Regions from separate parts of the Homo sapiens genome. Here region 1 is linked to region 2. A link is a contact called in ENCODE Hi-C data. All regions are on one chromosome and are shown on one strand. Each heading gives the region's core, a stretch centred on a gene start or an enhancer-like site at or near the end of the contact. The rest is flanking DNA. Distances are from core to core; before and after follow the strand shown. Region 1 holds the start of LINC02930 (long intergenic non-protein coding RNA 2930). Region 2 overlaps PLPP4 (phospholipid phosphatase 4).

Evidence for each region. A loop is a pair of places that touch in the nucleus more often than their neighbours do. Pooled maps may share reads with other maps.
Region 1: a pooled map shows a loop between it and region 2 (2.1-fold over the local background). The contact joins the promoter of LINC02930 here to the enhancer-like site in region 2. A Hi-C loop is called at or near these places in 11 of 37 single-sample maps with no recorded cell type and 4 of 50 pooled maps.

The regions. Positions count from the first base shown.
Region 1 is chr10:120,607,214-120,610,386 of GRCh38, forward strand. LINC02930 (long intergenic non-protein coding RNA 2930) reads left to right here and starts at 1,369. Exons shown (of 5, transcript XR_002957103.2): 1 at 1,369-1,560.
Region 2 is chr10:120,507,246-120,510,671 of GRCh38, forward strand. The region is part of intron 2 of PLPP4 (phospholipid phosphatase 4); the gene reads left to right. Among named protein-coding and RNA genes, the nearest start is that of PLPP4, 52 kb to the left of the region's middle. Within about 2 kb of position 1,311, at least 2 of the 41 ENCODE cell types and tissues checked have a DNase peak (open chromatin) inside an H3K27ac peak, as active enhancers do.

The DNA of each region.
Region 1 (3,173 bases), core at 119-2,618, 100 kb after region 2:
TGGGGACCTGACCAGTTGTAATGGCACAAGTGGGAAAATGCTTCCCATTCTCGTTCTTTTTCTCTCTCATTCACTTATGTCCCCATATCTGTAGTCAGGCATTTGTGGTATAAATAGCTTGGTTAGGAGTAGAGTGGGTAGCCATGAGCAGGGTGTGGAAGTTAAAATGGCACCTTTGCCAATTCCAGCCAAGCCTATGGCCAACAGCCAGGCCTGGCCTCTTCCACTTGACACTGGCCTGCTGGTGAGACTCACAAGACCTCCTTGCTTTGTAAACATCATCCAAAATTCTTCCATCAGTTGACATCACCATCTAGTGGGGTCTTCTCTCATGGGAACTTCTGCTCAGAGAGCGAATTGCTATGAGTCAGTAGGAATGACTAACAGAGATTCCAGAGAGAAGACACTGCCAGTTCATGGCCTCTTAAAGAAATGAATACATCAGTTAAAAGGCTCTTGTCTGCTGTCTATGACTTTCAGAACAACTTCTCCCAGTTGTCTGACATTGAGAGTAATGGAACCCTTGGGAGAAGTATCAACGTAATTAACAAACTTAGACATAATGATCCCTGATACTTTTAACAAAACATAAAATAACCAAGAAATGTCTACCACTTTATAAGTTCACATTGGAAACACACCTGATATAAATAATGAGTCAGAACAGTGGTTTCACTATTAAAAGTCAGCAGGTTTCATTATTAAAAGTCAGCCAAGAAAACGTGAAAACTTACAGGCTGAAAGAATAATTAAAGGCGATCACTATAGATTTTAAGCATTATTAGTTCTCAAAACTTCTGACTGGCTGATGATGAAGACAAATTCATTCTAATTGTCCTTGATAATTTCATGCTTTTAAAATCTCATGGCAAGACCAACTTGGGAGCCATAGTCCTCAACAGTGGGCATGGTCAGAATGATGGCTGGTAAGAGCAGAGCCCTAATCCATGACAGAATCTGTTAGCCTGCATGGATACAAGTGGGATGATGACTAATGAAGCCACTATTTAGCATTGTATCTAGGATTTCCTTGCCATCTGTAAACCGTGACCCCTCCCTTCAGGCAGTTTTTTAACCTGAGGTGGTTACCTGTTTTTGTTTGCTGTCCTACACTCCTGGCCCCTTGATAGAATTCAACTCTTCTTTGATAACGATTCAGTCTTCCCCTGTTCAAGTGATCAATGTGGGGCTGACCCCACCTCAGCTTCAGAGATGAGCATGTGACCCTGCCTGGCCAATGAGAATACCATATCTCTCTGACCATAGTGATTGGTTAAGGGATGAACATGTGGCCCACAGCTGACCAATCAGAGCTACTGAGACTCAGTTCTATGGTTTCAATGGAAACCACTGAAAAAGAGAAACTCTCTTTTGGCTAGAGTTGCTGTGAGGATGGAATGGGGAACCTGGACAGCTCCAGCAATCTTACTGCAGAAGGTGCTTCTGGGTGGATCCCAGGCAGAGGAATCAGAGGCAAAACATGGAGGGAGTGAACTCCTGAAATCACTTGGGTTCTGAATCCAGCCAAGCCCGAAACCAGCCCTGCCCTGGGCTTTTCAGGTACTTGAGCCAATGCATTCTCTTTTCCTCTTCATCAAGGTTTGTTTAGAGTTTGCATCCCACGTGACTGAACAGAATGGACATTGCTCTTAGCAAGGGACAGTAACCATGAGTCCAAGTCCTGAAACAGAGATGGGGTCCCCTTCCTCCCTTCTCACTGGTTTCCTTCCTCCTGAGTGGGGTCTATCTGAGCCTGGCATTTCCTTCGTGACAGTTTCATTTGCTCCTGGACGGTTCCCTTGCTCACCATCAGCCCTCGGGCCAGCTCTAACACTCAGTTTGTCCAGATAATGTTAGGAACCTGTAAAGAGGAACTCTATGTTGTTCAACTTTTTCTCTCATTAGCACACTGTTTTTCTGTCCCGGGTGATGCAGGCTGAATGCAAAGCAGCAAGATGTGCTGGTTTGAATTCCGTGGCCTTCCTTCATCAGCCTGAGTGTTTGTGTACACACAGCTGGGCTGCAACGTCAGTTTCTGTCTGATGGCTCAGAGCCACAATTTTACCCTGTTATTGATGCCCATTATGTCATTTTAGAAAATGTAGGGATGTGGCTGTCCAACTTATCTGAATATCTGTATATAAATAAATAAATGTACATTTAAATCCATCCTAACTTTGACGTGATCTGAGGGAAAAATGAGGTCTTTGTGTTTTCCCATAGAAATAAGAAGAAAGTAGGTTAATAAACCATCAGTATCACAAGCAATAATGCAACACATGAAATATCATTTGCAAATTATTTTTGCAATTACAATGTTGGTTTTCCATGAAGAGTTGTAGCAGCTGCCTCCTCTCTCAAATAACATATTCACCTGTGGACAGATGGGGAATTGCTAAGATCCCAGCTTATGTTTGTGAAAAGAGAAGCACCACAGTTTAGTGAGCAAGGAGGTTACTAAGCTTGGTGTGCACTCAAAGGCCATGTCTGCACTGTGTGTGATGAAGTGGAGGCTTTGGATACCCATCAGCAAGTTTTATGTTAATAAAATATTTTTTCTTCTATCAAATGCTAAGACCAAAAAGTTTGTCATCTGAATGTAATCGCGTAATTGTCTTGACTCTCAGCTCCATTTTGTGCTCAGAAGAAAGCAGTTGTGTCACGAAATGGAAAGATGAGGTCTAGGTTCAGTAGACCAGTATTGGCATTCTGGGAAAAATAAGACCCCAAAGATAACTTTTTACCATGATTTCACAGACAAATAGGACCTGAGATTTTCTTTTTATGGAGCAAGAAAGCAATGCTTATGAGGACCAGATCTGGGTCTAGTACTACCAAAGAGACTGCAGAGACTTGTGGAGGCATGTGATGGTGTTTCTGAACAATGTTTTTAAATTGTATATGTTTTGTAACAGGAAGAGAGAGATAGGGAAAGGGAGGCGGGAGGAAGGAAAGAAGAAAATAAGAGGAAGGAAGGAAGAATGGAGGAAAATTTCTCTTAATCAGAGAAATAATGAGAGCAAAAAAGAAAAAGAAACCCAGAGAGTCAGAATTCTATTGCAGCATCGTTGGCTAGAGAAAAGGACACTCGGGATTTGACAGGTCGTTGGGAGTGGCTGCTGGGTTTGAGCAGAGTATAACACATCAAGAGCTATGATATACGAAACTGAGTA
Region 2 (3,426 bases), core at 61-2,560:
CCTTCCAGGATCCCTGGTACATTAGGATGGTACTCTAATACAAAATGGAATCTGAAAAGGGCCAGAGGAGAGGCTCAGGTAAACTTCTAGGGAAGTTCTTCATCATCATCATCATTATCATCATCATCATCATCATCATCATTATCATCATCATCATCAACAACAGTAAACATTTCTTGAATTCAGGGGCTGTGCTTATCACTTTATAAAGAACATCTCAGTTAATCTTCAGAATCCTTTGAGGTCAGCACTTTTGTTAATCTCATGTCAGTGGAGAAAACAAAACTGAGGAAATTATACAGCTTGTCCGAGATTATACAACTGTCAGTGGCTGAACCAGGATCTGAGCACTGGCTGTGAGTGCAAACTCTCACTTGGAGGCACTCCGCTGTGATGCTTCCTTGGTGATTGGTTAGGTGGAGAGGCGTGTAAAGGCAGAGAAATGGAGAGTGAGCCTGTGTGGGTCCTGTCAATAGGAGTTTGTTTGGAGTATCTATGCGTAAGGGCTAAGAAAGGGGGCAGGGATAGAGCTAGACTGGGGGTAGCTTTAGATTGGTTAATTACAAGCTAATTCAGTGGATGGTTATGAAACACTTGCCATGAGGAAAGATGAATAAGATATGGTTTCTAGTCTAGGGAGGGGCACAGACATGAACACAAGGTGAACAGTTCAGCATCACTAAAAAGCCTTGAGGAATAGGTAAGACTCAGTAAGAAGTTTAAGGAATGATAGGTTTTGCAAATTTTTTCCTTGGCTTCCAAAAGAAATCCACCCAAGGCCTATTCTTTGCCCTCTTCTCTTTTTGCTTCGACCGTGATATGTCCAGAAGATACATTCTCATAGACTATTACTGATAGATACTGTGTTGATTTGATACCAGGGTTTTCTATTCTGGGATAGGATGCTTCTAAGGAAGGCAGAAATAAAGTCATTTTGGGGAGGAAGAAGGAAGAAAAAGAGACAAGGCTGGATCATGATAGACAATTTAATTTTTAGGCTCTTTTTAAGAGTCTTAGACAGCTCTTTTATCTGTGATGGGATGTAATTGTTTACCCAGAGCAGGGCCTTTTCCAAGTGTCTGAGTGTCTTAAAGTTGTCTTTATAATCACCCTGCAGCACACCTTTCTGTCAAAAGCCAGAAATGAAGGCACTTTGGGCCCATTGTTTTGTTTTGTCTGTTGTGAATAAACCCCAGTGACAAGCTCCTCTCTGGCTAACACCCTCGCATCGAGGCTGCTCTGGCTTCGATCCCTTCTGGTTGTTAGAAGTCCTTGGCATCCTCATGCCCTCCCCCATCAAACACACTGCTTCACATTTTGTGGTTTCCCAGAAGCGCCCCGGCAGTGTGGTGCATGGTGCCTTACATCAGCAGGTGGGGATGACTCACTTTCTGGGTGCAGCACTGGCCAGGGATTGACGCCCCTTCCTGTGTTGATTCATGGGTGGATGCTCCATAACTTAGTTTGTCGTTTAGGGTATGGTCAGGGTGCCTGGGAGAGTTAGGCTCCCTCTTCTCTCCCCAACCTCCTCCTGCTACTCAAAGGTGCACACTACTTAGATCTAAGGGTGCAGGTGGGCTTGAATTGAAAATGCATCAATCCTATGTGTCTGGTGACAAGATCTTGATACCCTTTTAACAGTCTTTTCTAGAAAATAATGAAATACTAGTCAACAACCAGCATTTGCCGGATGCTAGCTCTCTGTTGGATCCTGTTGGTGGGCAGTTGGTTTGGGCTCCACAGTGGCCTACAAGGGGTCAACTCCCAGCTTTGCCATTCACTAGCTATGCAAATTTGGAAGATCACCTCCCCTCTTAGCACCTTACTTTCTTTATCTGTGAAAGGTGTCTTTAAGAACATGTCCCATCAAGCTCTAGAGAGCATCAGATGGGGGTGACAGACCTTTGGCACTTCACTTAGTGTGTGGCACCTAATCAGCATTCCATAACTATTAGTGAATTGAAATCCTGCCAATAATACTTGCCATGGATATTATTATCGTCATACCCATTTATAGATAAGGAAACTGAGAATCAAAGAGGTTACATGATTTGCTCAAGGACAAAGAATGGATAAGTGTCAGGAGCTAGGGCTGAACTCACCTCTCCTCAATCTGAGTCCATTCCGCACATTTTTTTTTGTACAGAGCTCTGGCTTCCCAGCCTGTGGAATACATACAAAACTAGCCACATTCCAGATCCTGCTTAATGATACATACACTATCTCTTTATGTGGGCACTGTGCAGTACAATTAGTAACTTTAAAGATGGTGTTCAATATATAATCTCTGCCAGCCTCAGTTTCCCCATCTGTAAACTAAAGCTTTTGGGCTAAGGGAATCACCGAGATTCAGGACTCCAACCCAGGAGCATGGCAACCCAGTCTGGGAGTCTTGGTCCTACTAGCTGTGTGCATTTGTGTGTTCACTCATCTCTCTGAGTTTTAGTTTGGTTATTTGTACAATGGGAATAATATTTTCCATAGCAGAATAGTTAGAAGATTGGAAAGTGTGAGGAAAGTCCATAACACGTAGTAGGTGCTTAAGATATGACAGCTGTCACTGAAATTTCTATGACTTATCTATGACCTGGAAACAAGCCTCCTTACCTTTCTTTTTTAACTTGGAAAAAAAGCATGCACTATGTTTTATTTAATGTTTACTTTCTAGGGTAGGAACTGCTCTAACATTGTGGTCAAAAGTGCAGAGCCTAATTTAGATGGTCTGGGTGCAACTCCTCATTTTACCACTTGATTAGTTGTGTGACTTCCAGCAGGTTGCTGAACCTCTCTGTGCTTTATTTTCCTATGCATTAAGTAAGAAGCCTTTTCCATGTAGGATTGCTGTGAGAAGTGAATGAGTTAATTTGCATGGGGTGCCTAGAATAGACTATAGTCCTTAGTAAGTTCTCAGTACACGTTAGCCTTTGTTATTGTAACCTAGGTATGTACATTCAGCAGCCCCATACTCATAACAAGTGAGCAGAACTCAAGTCCAAGAAGGGTTCAATATGTTCTCTGAATCCTGCAGCAGTGTTCGGCTGGAATTCTTTGTTTTCTCTCAGGTCTCAGTTAATAAGCTCTGACCACTCCCCATCTTCCTACCCTGGGCTCATCCTAGGATTTCCTAGGATTTGATTCTTTTAAAATTAGCCATGGAAACATTAACAGAAGAGAAAACAATACCAAGGGAGACTTTGCTTGCTCATGTTTTTCCTCCACCTCTGCCCATGTGTGGAGGTACAAGGGAGCATCCCCACCTTACGTCCCTCTGTACATCTTCATCTGCTCCCCTGGCTCGGGCAGCAGAACTGCAGCTACCAATGGCCTTTGTCGAAAGAGTGGAATGCTTATGCACTGGTTTCAATTCAGTCTGCTTTGCTGAGTGAAAGTGAGGTGGTGGGGTGCTTACTCGCCTCATTCCTCCTT